2 separate regions of the Mus musculus genome follow, and region 2 is linked to region 1. A link is a loop called in an ENCODE intact Hi-C map of the cell type or tissue named here. Cell type or tissue: heart. All regions are shown on one strand.

Region 1 (8,000 bases):
TATTTATTATATGTAAGTACATTGTAGCTGTCTTCAGATACCTCAGAATAGTGTAGCCTCCCCCAGCCTGAAGCTGTACAGACCTTGTCAACACTGAGGTGGGGCCACCTGCAGTGCTGCTTTCGGACTTGGCTGGCTTCTTTTGAAGTGACAATTGCCCTGAGATTCTGCTACCTGCTGAGAGGCTGAACATGTCTTCCGGAGAGGTTCTTGAGGTAGCTGACTACCTGTGAAATTGGCGACTTACTGCTAATGGCTCTGCTCTGGCGGACTAGTGCTAACAACTTGGCAACAAAACAGCGCAGACTGCTAATAAACACTGAGCCTTGAACAGGGAATCATCTTGGCTCCATTATTTCTCTCGACCGGCTAGTTTCTCTCTTTCAGCTCCAGCCTGCTTCCCCGGTGTACGGTACCGGGTCCTTGTAAGCCTCGGGCCAGCTTGCTACAGAATAGGACATCAGATCTCATTTAGGATGTTTGTGAGCCACCATGTGGTTGCTGGGATTTGAACTCAGGACCTTCGGAAGAGCAATCAGTGCTCTTCACGGCTGATCCATCTCTCCAGCCCCTTCAGGTACTTTGGTACAAAAATCTGCCAACTATGGAGACTACCAAATATAGACCACTTTCTACTTTTTAAAGGCCCATGAGCTAAGGATGGGTTTTGCATATTTCAATGTTTGAAAAGATATTAAAACAATAATATATTATGGCATGTGAAATTCAAATTCCAATATCCATTAAGACATCTTAGGGGAACACAGCCATTTGTTATTGTCTTTCTGTTTTCTATTGACCACTTTCCAGAAAAATTGAGTAGTTATAAATGAGAGTCTACGGCTCACACAGCCTTGGATTTGCTATCTGTCCTCTAACAGGAAGATAGTTTGCCCATTCTTCATCTAATCCATGTGCAATTTAGAAGATCATTTTTGCATTGTTTATGCTCGTCTTTTCTTTTCTCATTATCACCTACTTCCGCTACAGAAATTAAGCTGTCAGTGCTACACTTGCAATACATTCTTTCCCAGTGAGTCCTCTCTTCCCGTCAGCCTCATGGGATTCGACAAGTTATAAGAGAGTGACTTTGCTGTTCTAACTAGTGTAGGGGACTTCATTACTAAATAACTTCTGTGCCTCAGTGTAACATTTACGATCCCTCATTGTCTTAAGGACACGGTTCATCTTCATTCTCAGTTTGCCCGGATTTGGAACCACCTGGGAGACACACCTGTGGGTGTCTCTTTAATGGCATCTCCAGGGAGGCTTAACAGGGAAGATCCACCCTAGCTGTGCTGGGTGTCCTGGATTTAATAGAAAGGAGACTGCTGAGTACCACAGTTTAGCGCTGTCTGCTTCTGACCACAGACACAACTTGACCAAGTGGTCTCCTGTTCCTCCATCTTCCCGCCTCCATGATACACTCTATCCTTAAAATGTAAGTCACTCCCCGACCCTGCCCAGGTCTTTCTTTTTTCTCTTTTGAGTGTTTTTAAGAAAAGGTTTCTCTGTGTAGCCCTGACTATCCTAGAACTCGATATGTAGACAAGGCTGGCTTTGAATTCACAGAGATCTGCCTGCCTCTGCCTCCTGAGTGCTGGGATTAAAGGTCAGTGCCACCACACCTGTTCTTTCTTTAGAATGCTTCTGTCAGGTGTTTTTGTTTTGTTTTGGGTTTTTTTGTTTTGGTTTTTTTTTTTGTTTGTTTGTTTTGTTTTTTTGTTTTTTTTTTTCCAAGAAGGAAAATAAAGATACACTCATCTTTCCTATACAGCTGTTTCCCTTACACTTCATTTAGCCTACCTGTTACTTAGGTCACCAGCATTTGATCTCCTCTAGACCTAGGCTCACAGCTTACCTCTGTGTGAAATGTCTCCAGTTTTGTCTTACTTGCCCTTTAAATTGGCTATCCAGATTTTCTCCTTGCCCTAAAAGCCTTGAGAATAATCGTTGCCATCTGTGCCATTCTCTAATGCTTAATACTGGTTCACAGTTTTGTTTAAATTCTTTATAGTTTCCTGTGCCTGTATACAAGTTGCCCATCTCTCGAGTTCCGTTAATAGCTTTTCAGGAGCAGAAATTGAATCTTATTTTATGATTCACCACACTCTTTGAGTTTCTTAAACATGAAAAATTGGGATGAGGATGTAGTTTAACTGGTAGACTGCTCGCCTAGCATTCATAAAGCTGGAGAGTTCAATCTCCCGCATGTCATAAGCAAGGCATGGTGGCACATACTGCGAATTCCAGCACTGGGAGGTGGTGCTAGACGTACCAGGGGGTCAAGGCTAGGCTGAGCTACACTCCCCACCTCCACAAGTTATTATTTCAGATTTCTCATCCGGAGCCAGAACCTTGACTTTTTGTGTATAGGAGCTACCTGTATTTAATTTTTAAACGTAATTTAGTTTTGCCTTGTGTGAGCGATACATGCCCTTAATTAAAGCTTGTGTGGAGGTCGGAGGTCAACATGTTAGTTCTTTTTCATTATATGGGAACTGCACTGTGGTTGTCCACGTCTGGCCGCAAGCACTTTTACCCACGGAACCATCTTGCCGGCTCCTACCTGTATTTAAACACAAAATTCATTTAATTTATTTAGTGCTACAGAGAATAGTATCATTCGAAGACATGCCATCTTCCAGACAGTCACACATTTGTGGGCCGTTCCCTAGGACCCTCAGACGCGCGCGAGCGCAAACACGTGGGTGACAAGTGCTTCCCTCCAGGACCCTCCTTTGTCCACTGTGATTGGCGGACCAAGCGGTCCAATCGTCTTTCCCCGCCTCTTTCCGCAGTAGCCAATCAGAGGTCCGGAGCGCCTCCTGACTACTAGATACTGTTTACTAACAGATCGAAGCTGGGAATAAGGGGTGTGACCATTCTGGGGAGGTCAGGAGAGGGAAGGCCTGCCTGCGCGTGCGCACCAAAGCGAGTAGGTGGGGCATTCCGTGGGTCTTGCCAATCGGAGCGTTCGCGCTCCTCCCTCTCCTGCCTCCCCGCCAAGCAACAACAATTCGAGCAGCGGGGCGGGGCGGCTCCTGAAACGTCAGGACTAGCCGCCCAATGGGAACGGGCGCTGGCAGACGCGCGCGCGCTGCGCCCAATAGCGCTGGTGGCTCAGGGCTGTCTCCTGGGCTGGCTGTGGGAGGAGCGGCCTGGAGGAGGAGGTGGAGGCGCAGGGCGCGGGGTTGTGCCGTACTAGCGGTGCCCGCTGAGGGGAGGAGGCGGAGGAGCTGCACGGCCAGAGCGGGAAAGAGACTCGCCTCAGTGTCGGAGTTGTGGCGCTGCGGCAGCTCGGCTCCTGGAGCTGTGGAGAGACGGGGCGTCTGCTGTCCCATCAGGTTCCCCTAAGAGCGACCCGCGCGATCGGAAAGAGGGTGAAGATGGAGGGGGAGGGCGGCGGCAGCGGCGGCGCGGGCACCAGCGGGGACAGCGGCGACGGCGGCGAGCAGCTCCTTACTGTCAAGCACGAGCTGCGGACCGGTGAGCGACCCCGCCCTCTGCTGGCCGGGCCAGCCGCGGAGGCGCGCCTGAGAGCCGGCATGGGTGCGCGCACAGGCCAAAAGGGGCGCGGGCTGGGGGGGACGGGCCCGGGGCGGGGCTTCGCGGGCGGGGAATAGTCCGGGGGTCCTGGGAGGCTCTGGGCACGGAGAGGAAAGTTTGCTCCTGCTGGGCCCCCAGTTTCCGACCCAGCCTGGGAAGATGCCTTTATGCCCCCTTTCCTGCATAGGTGACATATCTGTCACTACACGCTGTCTCGAGGGAAAGGTACTCTTTCCCTCAAGAGGTGAGCTGTGTGGAGCTGTGTGTGATGGAGCTTGAAGCTTGAACTCACTTTACCCTGCACCTCTGCCTGGGATGGTTCAGGTGTGAGGGGAGTGTGTGTGTTTGTGTGTGTATGTATGTCTGTACCATCCCTAAGGGACAGCGATCCTGCGAGAGGGGTATTGGTTCTCGGTTAGTCTCTGGTGAAGGAAAAAGGCTTCGTGGTCCTCTGGAATTAAGTCCTTTCTCTCAGAGTTATCGTGAAGTACTATACTCTCTGAAATTTGCCAGGTCTTTTGGCAAGCAGCCTCTATAAATGTAAAGTTTTGGGTGAAAGGCTTCACTAGGCGACTTAAGTGCTTGCATCCCCTGTGCTGGAGATCAGTAAAGCTCCGTGTGCTAAGCTTTTTACTTTTGCTTTTTCATTGTGTAATTCCGGGGTTTGTTTTGGAAAATTCTTATCTGGACCAATTGGTAAAGTTTGGGTCTCCCCAGCCCCATGGAGTCAGGTCTCCCCTTACACTATCATTTCTGCATGGAGAATGTGTTAGAGTGGATCGATAGTTATTAGTGTCAGTGGTTTTAAGATTTTTGACACTTAAGTCTTTGGCACATTATATTAAGTAGACACAAATGGCAAATGGCAGGTTTCAGGTAGAAAGCGGGTCCACCTTGCTGCTGTTTGGAACAGATTGAAACAGATGGATAAAGTTAACTACAACCCACAATTCTTGATTGCCCATTAGTATCTTTGGTGCCAGTCTTATGACTTAGTATAAGATGTAAATTCATGCCTTCTCATTTATCAGTATAAGCACTGCAGTTTTGATGGTTCTGACTCTATAATGTATCCTGACCCAGTTATTCCATAGTATTTTTGAATTCCTCACATAAACAGTGTAGATTCCCTTGGTTGAGATCTTCACTCCAAATGTTATCAAAAAGTGATGTTTTCAACGGGATTTTAAGCCATTTTTCTCAGTATACATGTATGTAGTGTTAATGCCCAGTTTACACCAGGAGCAGTGTCACATTTTCTAGAGTAAGGATTTTGGTCCACCTCCCCCCCATCTTACATAATGATTCCTTGCTGTAAGTGTGTGGAATCATACAGTACAACAAATGCTGCTTGAAGTCTTCTATGCTCAGCCATTGATCATGATACAGCAAGCAGTCTTTTGCTCAAAGACCAAGGGGCAACCTACTTGTTAGTAGTCAGCCAACTGCTCAGTTTCTGGATTTTGCAAACAATGCTAACTCTGTAGAAAACAATGAGCGCTGTTTTATTTCCCTTTGTCAACTAACTGTGTGTGAATCATCAAGTTTGCATTTAGAAATTCTTCTGATGGATGACGAGACTGCACTGAACTCACTAGTAATGTAGTAAAAAGGACAGGAACGGCCATTTAAATGTATTGCTAAGCACGTGGACAACTGATCAGATGTAATGGTCAAAAACACTGTTAAAATATAACTTGAAAGAGTAACTCCTCCGTCACCAGCCAGCTGGGCTCCTCTTAGCACATGTTGCTCTGATAGGAGCTAGAGCAGTGTGGTAGCTGGTGGCTATATTGAATACCATAGGACAAATGATAATTGAATTAGAAACCCAGTATAAGGGCGTGGAAATGGCTCCATTATGGAGACTGAATAGTATGGCATACCCGGACATGGAGTTGGAAGACGTGATGATGAATACTAGCTCTGCCACTTAGCTGGGTGTATAGACTTGGGAAATCACTGCATTCTTTCAGGCTTACTCCTTTCATCTGTAAAATGTGGACATTGAATGAGACACTACTGGAAAAATGTTAATCAGGTTACTTGGCACATAGTAGGAAATATTTATTGAATGAAAATTTAAAAAATAATTCCACAATCAGATCTTATTGTAAAACATACGAATTAATCTAGTGTAGCTGGGAAACGAACTAAGTCATTGGGTGGTTAGCATTATCATATGTGTCTTTGCCTTCTCAAGCAGAGTGTAAACTCCTTGTAATCTGTGTTGCTATTGAATAGCTTGTATTTATCTTGCCCATCACAACACACAGTAGTACAATAATTCATTTGCCTGGGGTTGAAAAGATGGCTCTTTGGGATAGAGTACTTGCCATGTAGTGTGAAGTCCTGAGTTTGAATCCTTTGGGCCTACACAGAAGCTGGTTTAGTAGTGTGTATCTGTCATCCCAGTGCTTGTATGGCACCGTGAGAGCTGGAAAAGACAGAAGAGTCTCTGGAAGCTTGTACGTCAGCTAGCTTGGTACACACAGTGCTGAAGAACAAAAGAGCCCTGTCTTAAACAAAATGGAAGGTAAGGATGGATGTGGTGGCATGTGTGTGCTCATACACTCATACATGCACCCCAGACATCCATGTCCCCAAACACACAGTCTGTCTGTGTCAGGTAGTAAGTAAGGCCCTTGAGGGCAGAGACTTTTTTTGTCTATTTGTAGCCTGTGGCGTGTGGTAGATGTTCAGATATTTGTTGAGTGAATTCAGTTTTGGATGAAAAATAAGGGCAAGGTTTGCAGATGTCAGGTCTTGATAAATTGATGGCAGCGGCTATAAAAGCTGAAGAGTACAGAATTCAAGATTAAGCAAATCAATTAAACATAAATTCTTGAGTATTTTCTGTTTTCTGGTATTGAAGATACCAAAGAAAATATTCTGTGTCCAACTGTAAAGGAAGAGACCATATAAACTAATAATCAGGATATATTATTTCTTAAGTATAATAATATAAATAAAATGTATAAATGCAACAAAAGAAAGATTAAAGCCATTAGCCTTTAAATAGTCAGATGTAACTTTGTTGAACACTAGTGGAAAAATGGAAATTATTTTACCCACTCGTTTATTCAACAAATATTTTGTCACCTCTTATATACTGAGTGCTGTCTTACATGCTGTGGTTAATAACGTGGCTTCTCCACTGGGAAGGCTGAGGAATCACTAGCACCAGACACTCGCATTGCCGCTCCTGTGTCTTAAATCTCTCCTAGTCCATATGCCAAGTTTTTTTCACTGCTGTCCAGGTTCCTCCCAGGAGGTAGAAAATGGACAGGATTAAAGTTCTACAGACACCATCCTTTTGTCAGTTTCAGTTAAATTCTGAGAGAATTTATTGACTTTATTGGCTTAGTTTTGATCAGGTGTCTGCTTTTGGCTCATTCAGTTAACATTAGGTGATAGAATTGTTTCCTACTAACATGCCAACAACTACAGCAAAACCATGGGTAAACATAATCTAAACCCTTTAGAAGATGAAGGGTTGCTGGGGGGATAATTCATTTGATTCCATCTTTGGGAGTCTGCCTAACATTAAGGAGAGGGTTGCAGAAGGTTACTGTATTGTAACAATGGAAACTCTAATGGCTTTTAGAACGTGACTTCTGTTTGTTAGGGTTGTGTGAGTTGCTTAGTTGGTGGTTCTGACTCAGACCCTCAAGAGCGGGAATTCTCAGTAGGCCCTGCCCCTAGGCAAAGAACTAGGAAACTGATGATTGCCCAGGGAGGGGGAATCAGTATTCCCCAGGGATGAGCCTCCTTATCCAATACAAGTGGTTAGCCCTAAAATCATTTACATATGAACAACACTAAATGGACTCAGCACGTTGCCTTTATAGCTTTATTTGTATATATGCAGCAATAGTTGTTAGAGAAAAAGGGGTCTCAAATTTGAGAGGGAGCAAGGAAGAGGTATGGGGAAGGTGGAGAGGGAAAAGATGCAAACACAGCATACATATGTGAGTTTATGTAATCATGTAAAATTATGAAATGCCATTTTAAAAATAAAATTAAAGCTTCCCTAATAATTAAGGTGTTAGCCAGAGCCACAGCTGAACTTACCTGGGGCTGCTTGCTCCCTCATTTACTTGGCAGGCTGTGTCAGTTCCTTTCTCTGTGGATCTTTCTGTAAAGGTACTTGAGTGTTGGAAGGACACAGGAGTGGGCTTCTTCCCAAACAAGTGATCCAAGAGAGCAAGGTGGAAGCTACATGTTGCTTTTGTTAAATAGCTTTGTCTAAGGTGTACAGTTTACATATGATACAATCCTCTTTAAGTATACAACAAATTGTAGCATAGTTACAGAGACAAAACCATTGCTGTAATCTGACTTTAAAATATTTTTTCAACCTATAAAGAAACTTTATGCCCATTTACATTAGTCATCCTGCATTCCCACTATCTAGTTGCTAGCCAGCCACTAATCTATTTTCTGTCTAT
Region 2 (8,000 bases), 200 kb before region 1:
TTTCATGGGAAAAATAAATGAATAGCTAGTTATTACAGCCTCATTTTTACACATCCAGATGTGTAAGGGTACTATGGAGGTGCTCTTCCGGGACACCAGCATGGTTCCTGATACCACATACTTCTGCTACTGCTTAGCTGCACCAAAGAGTCTGGCTCTTCAATTCCAGGTCTCAGGTGTTCAGATAAGACCGTGATAGTGTTCATGAACATAGTCCTCTTTTATTGAGGGTACTGGGATGGAACCTGGGGCCTTGTGAATTCTAGGCAAGAGCCCTGTCACCAAGCTATACCTCCAGCTCAGTGCCATGGCTTGCCTCTCTGAGCATGGGTTGTAACTTCTAAAAAAATTTTTTTTTCTAATTAGGAAGAACCACTGGATTGGAGCCAAAGCCCTAGTCAAACTTATCAAGCCAAAGAAAGAAGGTTCCAGAGAACGGTTAAAATCCACCACAGATAGCCCCCCCTGGCAGCTGGAGCCCTCAGACCCTGCCTCGCCATCTCCCTCTCAGGCTCTCAGATCGCAGACGGAGAACCCCGACAACCCCCCATCGGGTCCAAACTGTGTGGAAGAACGAGACACCCACAACGGGCCTGTGGGGAAAGGTAGGTGCAGCTGCCAGACGGGTCAGGGTAAGGATAGAGGCTCTGAAAGTTCCATTCACTGATGGGGTATGCCGTGCCTCTGTGGGGATGTGGCACTCTATGTGTCCATGTGAGCATGCCCTCCTACTCGGGCATGCCCACAAGCCCATCTCAGCTATGGCCATGTTACCTAGAGTACTTGGGAAACACCATTCATTACGTGGGCTGGTTGGTTATTCGAATGTCCAAGGTTGAAGCTTGGTCAGGCAGCCTAGGGGCGCACAGGAACTGATGTGTTGGGGCTCCCTCGGGTGTGGCAGACATTATGATTCGCTCTTTTTTTGTACAGTGATCCCTGGGGCATTAACCACATCTTTCACACACCCGCCCACTTTCGCTTTCGGGAAGTCCTGAGTGGCTGTCTCTTTCCACCATTTCAAAGGCATCTTGGCTTGTCCTCCACACAGATCTGTCCTTGAGGCCTGTAGCCTCAGGAAGGACACTGGGGATAGATGATTGGAGCTGGCCGGGGACTCTGAAGTTAGAGCAGGAACACTAGTCAAGCTTGCTGTAGTTCATTGATGAGTGGCACTGCCGCTGGTAAATGGCAGATGGCGGCGGCCTTTCACCTCCGAGGGTTTCATCACATTCCTGCGCTGTAAAAAAATCTCATCTAAAAGATACATTGTTGGGGCTGGAGAGCTGGCTTGGCAGTTAGGAGCACCTGGCTGCTCTTGCAGAAGATAGGGTTTTGATTCCCAGCACCCAGATGGCAGCTCACATCTGTAACTCCAGCGTCAGGAATCCCATGCCTCTTTTTGTCCTCCTCAGGCACTGCGTGCACATGGTGGACTTAGACAGATCCAGGCAAGCAGTCATGCACATAAGATAAAGATCTCAGACTAACAGACTCCCCTGCCCCTGCCCTGCCCCTGCCCCTGCCCCTGCCCCTGCCCCTGCCCCTGCCCCTGCCCCTGCCCCTGCCCCTGCCCCTGCCCCTGCCCCTGCCTCCTGAGTGCTGGGATTAATGGCATGTGCGCCACCATGTCTGGCTCTTTTTTAAAATAAGACATTGTTGTGCACACGTGCAAAAAGAAGAGCTTGGTGAGGTAGCTCGGGTACAGCACAGTCACTGCTTGTACCATCTCTGCCAGGTCTGTAACAACTGAACATTTCTAAAGCTGCGTTCAGATTTACCATCTGGTATGGTATCAGAAATGACTGTCATAGAACCTGAAATACAATTTACCTGAAGCCCTAAAAAGCTTACTGACTTACTGGGAGGTGGGTTATTTATGCCAGATCTTCACCCGCGTAGCTTAAGCATTTATCTATTATTATAGAACTTTCTGAATGTACGTCAGGGAGTCCAGTGCTCTTGGGGTGACGGGATGTTGAGTAACAGGTGCCCTCTGTGTGGGTGAGGTCACATTCACCACTACAGGTGGTGACGTCGTCAGCTCTGAGGACGCACGCACCCGTCAGTTACATCTCTGTTGTGGGGTCGGGAGAAGGTGAAAGGTGTGTCAGCGCTGAGGCAGCAGTGAACTGTGACATTTGAGACAGGATCTCCAATGATGAGGTGCTGTAGGTCTGTCTTATCTGAACTCACTGCATAACCCAGACAGACCATGAGCTAGTGACAATCCTCCTGCCTCCGTCCTGGGACTACAGGTGAGAGCAGCCACACCCAGACCTTAACTGCCTCTAGACATTACCTTAACATTTCTTACAACCAGAGAGGGCCTGTTACCTCTGGCTTCCATACTGGCAATATTTTAATGTTTCCCACTTAAGACTGTATTGTTCTTACAGTTAACTGAATTTGCTATGTTCAGTTTAACTGAGTTAAGAAAACTTTCAAAAGCTCTGATACGGTGGCACATTCCTTTAGTCCCAGCACTCTGGCGGCAGATCTCTGAATTGGAGGCCAACCTAGTAGTCTACAGAGGGAGTTCCAGGACAGCCAGAGATACACAGAGAAACCCCACCTTGAGGGGTGGGGGTGCAGTGACAGCAAGAAAGAAAACTTAGGAGGAGTGTCTACCTGGTGCAGACTGCCACTGGGGGCTGAGTACCCTTTGAAATACTTTACAAGCCTTGTGTCCCTTCTAATCCATAACAACCCATGAAGTGGGCATCAATCACTGCTGTCCATTTTTTATTATTTATTTAGTTTTTAGAAGGTGGTCTTGTGAAGGGAACTCCGGTAGTATTTCTTTGAACACCAAGAAAGTAAAACTGATACAGTAATAGAGATCCAAGCCCAGGTGTCTCAGCCTCAGGCTCCTAAGAGGGCACTCCCTTCAGTGAAAGCAGCTTGGGTCCCTGCACATTCCACATAGTCAGGCTGTGGAGTTTTGTTTAATGCCTCCCTCAGCCGTGGTCAGTATCTAGAACCCTTATTCTGTAATGTGGGATGTGACCACTAGGTGGTGGTATAGCAAAAGACATAGAAAGTCTGGTCTCTAATCCTAAACCAGAAATCTGTTGGCTCACTTGATAAATACTACTACTGAAAGGTATGTTCAGAAGCTTAGATGAGTCGTCTGCTTTGTGGGGTCTCTGCTTTAAAGGCCAAGGAAGGGTGGGGGCGGGGAGGGGGGGTCCGAAGGGAAATAATTCTTCCAGGTCTTAGGAGGTTGGGGTATGAAAAAGACATTATAGTGTTTTTAAATACATCTAGCCAAGGAGGTGATTTTAGAATTACAGACTGTTGGTAGGTGTTTCGGGTAGACTGTATCCTGACAGCGGGCCAGCCTGTCATTAGGTGTGTCCGGTGTCCTGGAGTGGGAACGGCAGCTGTATGTGAGCTGAGTGAGTAGTCAGGGAGCCTGTCATTAAAATGGCTGAGTAAGAGATGCTGGCTGCAGCCTTAATGAGCATTCTTATTCAATAATTTAACACACTGAAATTGAAAAATCCTCCAAACCAGTGGCTCCTGGGGCATTGTGCAGCTCTCCTGTTGTGCTTCGTGAGTAATGGTTGGCACCAGGGCGCCACTAAATTAAATTGAGTCAGCGCCTAAATGGTTCTGGCCTGGGTATCAGGCGTAGGTTGGCCAGGATTCCGCTTCCCTAAATACGTTTTGCTGACTTAGACTCATTTGTAATTATTGTTCATTTCATTTGTGTTTTTTTTTCTTCCTCTTTTCTCTCTCTCTCTTTTTCCTTCCTGTCACAATGATAACAATTTAGCATTCCAGCGCAAAAAGAGTCCTTTTTTGAGAAGCAAAAGCAAGGACAAAGACAAGTCTCCATTGGTCCATCCAGCTCTCTCTAAACGCCTGCGGTTCTGGTCTTCCTCTGACATCCCATCCTCCCCTAACGAGTCTGCCTCTTTCTCAGACATTGGGGATTTCTGATCCCCTCCTTTACCATGTGTCTACATCATGTGTCCCTCCTTCATTTCAAAATTCAACCAACAACCAAAAGAAGTTAGTCCCTAAAGGCCACTCGGTCCCTAGCGGACCCCTGTCCCTCCCCCAGTTCCAAAGTAGCCACCGTGGATTCTGATTGCAAACTAGAAGATGACCTGTCATGTTTCCTGGACTGGTGCTTCGGCACAGCACAGTAGTAGGGGACCCCCGGGATGTACGTGCAGTAACTTGTCCTTGGGCCAGGAGATTCATGCTAAGTAAGTGACGTGACCTCATGCTCCGCCCCCTCCCGCATCTGCAAGCTTCTCTCGTGCCCTTGTGCAAAGCGGAAGTGGCCAGTTGTCGCTATGCTTCCTAAAATGCCCACCGGCGGGTGAGCCACCTTTCTAAAGATTTACTTGTAAGCAGCTGAACCTTGTCCCCTCTCTTTGTCAGAGCAGAGTCACTGGCTTCTGCCCCCGAGCCCGCAGTTCTGTGTTCTGAAGGATTCACTGCTCTGTTGGAACATTTTGAGTAATTGAACCGATTTTGCCAGACTGAAGTTTTATGACTGTGCTGCAATTCTCTGGCATCTCGGATGGTGAAATCCAAGCCACAGTGGACAGAAAGCATATCAGGACATGAGCCACACCCAGAGCAGGGGAAGATGGTGACCAGAGAGGTCACCCCACTGTCATGTCCCCATCTTGAGCCATTCTTACACCCCAGGTCTGATTTGGGCCATAGCCCCCTGTCTCCTATGTGCAGTTTTTACATATTCTCCCTTATTGCCAGTGCCAATGCACTCAGATGGAATACAAGTGTCACCTTAGAAATCAGGTGGCCATAGTAAACCTGCACCTGTGACAGTGTTAAGGTCATCATTGCCACTGACTTCAGCTTGTGACCCTGTCTTTAAGAACTCCAAGCCATCAAAGCTCCCGGTCCCAGAGTCTGTCCTCCCCGCATGCTGTTAGAATCGTGCTTGTCTCTGTCTGGTGCTCCTGCTGTCTGCCCGCCTCACCTCCCCCTGGACCTTCATTTCCGCCTAACACAGGAAGGCCTGTCACTCATTTCCACTTAACACAGGAAGGCCTGTCAGTCACTGTTCAGTCTGCCAGACTTGTTTCTTGCTTCTCATAAGGCTGTCCTCCAGAATCCACATCCCCCTCCCGTTCACATCTAAGATCTGGGCTTTGAAAGCCAACAGAGATGAGCCGTGAAGTTGAAGGGCTGAGGAGTCCGGTTTATGCAAGCGCAACCTCCACCTGCCTCCTGGTCTTTGGGCGTAAGGCATAGGCAGTGTACAGAAGGCCTGGCCGGCTGTTAGAAGTGCTCCCGTGTTTTTGTTTTGTTTTTGCTTTTGTTTATTTGGGGTTATTTTGTTCTGAGGTACTGGGGATCAAACTAAGGGTCTTAACACATGGCATGCAAGCACTCTCCCACCTCAGCTGCGTCCTCGGCCCTTCCTGCTCCATCATATCTCTTATCTGGAGATCCCAGACTCAATCCTATTTGATTTTCTCTTTATTTGTGTAGGGGATACTTTTTAAAAATATTATTTAATTTCAACAGATATATATGTTTATAGCAGAAAATTAACGCTGCTTAAAAGCGTACGATGAGAGGTGAAGACCCCCACGAAGAGATTATAGTTACTCCCCCCCCCCCCAAAGAAACTCTTGTAAGCTTGGCAGTGAACTTTTTTGACACCCCGAGAACTCCATTTGTCAGGGTCCTCAGAACCTCAGTGGTGGGTGTGGAGAAGAAGGCATCTGCAGATACTTATTCGAGCTGTTGAGACAGGACTTGGAGCTATGTACGGGCCGCAGAAAGTGTGCCCTACAGCAGACATTTGAACCATCCAACCTTTTTTTTTTTTTCTTTTTTTTTTTATCCTCTTGAGTTCTATTTCTTCCTGCCAGTTCTGATGCTAACCATGTGGTCCACGCTGGAGCCTGAGCTAGCCCTGTGGTGCCCTCCTTCCAGCTGCAGCTGGAAACCCACCCAGCTTGTGTCTCTGTGGTCTGTGTGCCCTGCTGCACCTGCTTTGGGCCTCATTGTGCTTGCCCAGCCTTGGCACGGGTTTACAACCTCATTTCTCAATGTCTTCTGCCCCAGGCCCAGGGGATCTAAAACCAAAACGAGGGTCCCCGCGTGGAGGCAGTGTTGACCGCACAGACACCTCCACTGACCCAGCTGTGAAGTCCTGGCCCTCGGAGCCTGGCTCCCGGACCTTTTCAACCTCAGCCACCACAGCAGCCCTTTCCAGCTCCACTCCTATCCCCAAGCACCTAGGCCGCACCAAAGGTGAGTACGGCCCCTCTAAAGGGTGAGCTACGGGCCTGGGGCCTGCCTAAAGACCAGACATAATATGAACAGAGAGAGAAGCTGATGAAGAAAGATTTCTGAGTCATACTTTGGTGTAAGCCTTGTCTCTGCAGCCAGCCAAGTGATTTTGGCCAAATAATTCAGCCATCAGTAGGCCTAAGAACCAGGAGGAAAACCTCAGAATCCACCAGCAGCAGAGGCAGCAGCATTCAGGCATTGGCAGTACCAGGGCTGAGCTAAGAATACCAGGCAGTTCTCTGGAGTCAGGAGGTATTTTCTCTAAAAATGATGAATGAGAGAGTCTCTAACCCAGAAGTCTAGTGACAGAAGCAAGGGCGTACATCATCAGGGAAGGATGTGCTGTGTCCTGGCGCTTCGGAGGCTGTATGTGTTCACACCTCAGATGCAACATCTAGTTGTCTTTGAGTCTAATTATGTGAAGGAAGCCCTAGCCAGCTGACTTGGTCAGATGTTGCCATAGAAAGCCTATAGAAGCTCAAGGATTCTGTCAACAACCAAGAAGAACCTGCAACCCCAAGCAGAGAACAAACAAACAAATAAATAAATGAAATTTAAAACAATGCAAAAGTCACTGACCTAAAGTGGGGTGTCAGGAAGAATTGCTAAGAGGATGTTGAAATGCCTAGCAGTGATGCAAAAGGTTACTGTGTTCCTGAAACAAGAGCAGGATGGCATGGAGGGAGCCCGAGCTAGTGAACACGGGGAGGAAGGAATGCTAAACTGCTGTAACTAACCGAAGAGAGTGAAAATACAAGAAGAAGAAAAAAAAAAAAAGACAAAAACCCAAACCAGCTGAGTATGACTGCCTCTGCGGGGCTAGAGCTACACACTCAGCCCTGGGACGCTCGGGCACACACAGCCTTTATGCCGTAATTAGAGAGTTGAAGCGACACACAGGGTTCCTAAACTCTGGGACCCTCACGGTCTGGACACCTGCTGCCAGTGGGTAGGTAACTGATTTAAATATCTTTTCAGAGGGGACCCTACATTCAGTGCTCAAGCTTGGAGAGGCCCCATGATGGTTGGCAGGAAGGTTCCCTGACTAATGTCCTGTTGGGAGCTGAGGGCACAAGGCTTGCTCATCCTTCCACCTTGGGTGGTGCATCCCAGTTTGCCTCCTTCCTCTTTTCTCCTGTCGTCCGATGGCATTGTGTCCCTAAAAATGGATTGTTTCCACACCCTCTGCTTTTGGCTTCCTGGCCTTTGGGGTTGGAAGGGTTCCTGGGGCACTAGGACATCTGCTCCCTTCCCTGGTCCTCAGATCGAAGCATACATGCATCTTCCACCCCTTCGTTCGCAGGCACAGAGTGTGAGTTAAAGTTAAATGGAATCGGTCCAGTGTGTTAGCCCGTCTCCTCTTTCCATCTAGATAGATGAGTTAGAGGCACTCTGCGTACCGTGTCCCTCCCCCTAAGAACTGGACCTTGCTGTGGTTCTGGGCTGAACAAAGGCATGCGTTGGTCACACAGCCAGGGGCCAGGGTCTTCCCTGCGGGTTTTAGGCATTCTAAACCCCAGCGTATTAACTTTATTCTCATCTTAGGTTGTAATTCAGATGACAATCTCTGTGAGCCATCCTCGGAGCCCGACGGCCCCTACCACAGGCAGCAGGGTGAGTGGCCGGCGTGGTATTACTTTTCTTGTCAGTAGCACTTGGAGTTTAAGCTAAGCAGACTGGAAGTCAAGAAATCTAGCACACAGAGAGAT

Evidence for each region. A loop is a pair of places that touch in the nucleus more often than their neighbours do. Peaks named below come from ENCODE experiments on the same cell type or tissue, not always from the same donor. Only the 100,000 strongest peaks of a DNase experiment are listed, where the experiment ranks them.
Region 2: it touches region 1 in a loop (2.4-fold over the local background); 5 of 42 quality-filtered maps call a loop at or near these places.

What each region holds. Positions count from the first base shown.
Region 1 is chr12:100,720,270-100,728,269 of GRCm38, reverse strand. It overlaps Rps6ka5 (ribosomal protein S6 kinase, polypeptide 5), which reads left to right and starts at 3,150. Exons shown (of 17, transcript NM_001330702.1): 1 at 3,150-3,489. The coding sequence starts at 3,390. In heart, CTCF peaks have their summits at 3,301 and 3,502 (motif pointing left); a DNase peak (open chromatin) is centred at 3,069; H3K4me3 peaks cover 2,137 bases; H3K27ac peaks cover 1,756 bases.
Region 2 is chr12:100,921,432-100,929,431 of GRCm38, reverse strand. It overlaps Ccdc88c (coiled-coil domain containing 88C), which reads left to right. Exons shown (of 30, transcript NM_026681.5): 25 at 367-605; 26 at 6,064-6,252; 27 at 7,837-7,905. Among named protein-coding and RNA genes, the nearest start is that of A630072L19Rik, 13 kb to the left of the region's middle. In heart, a CTCF peak has its summit at 3,008 (motif pointing right); no DNase peak of the experiment used is centred here; H3K27me3 peaks cover 1,540 bases.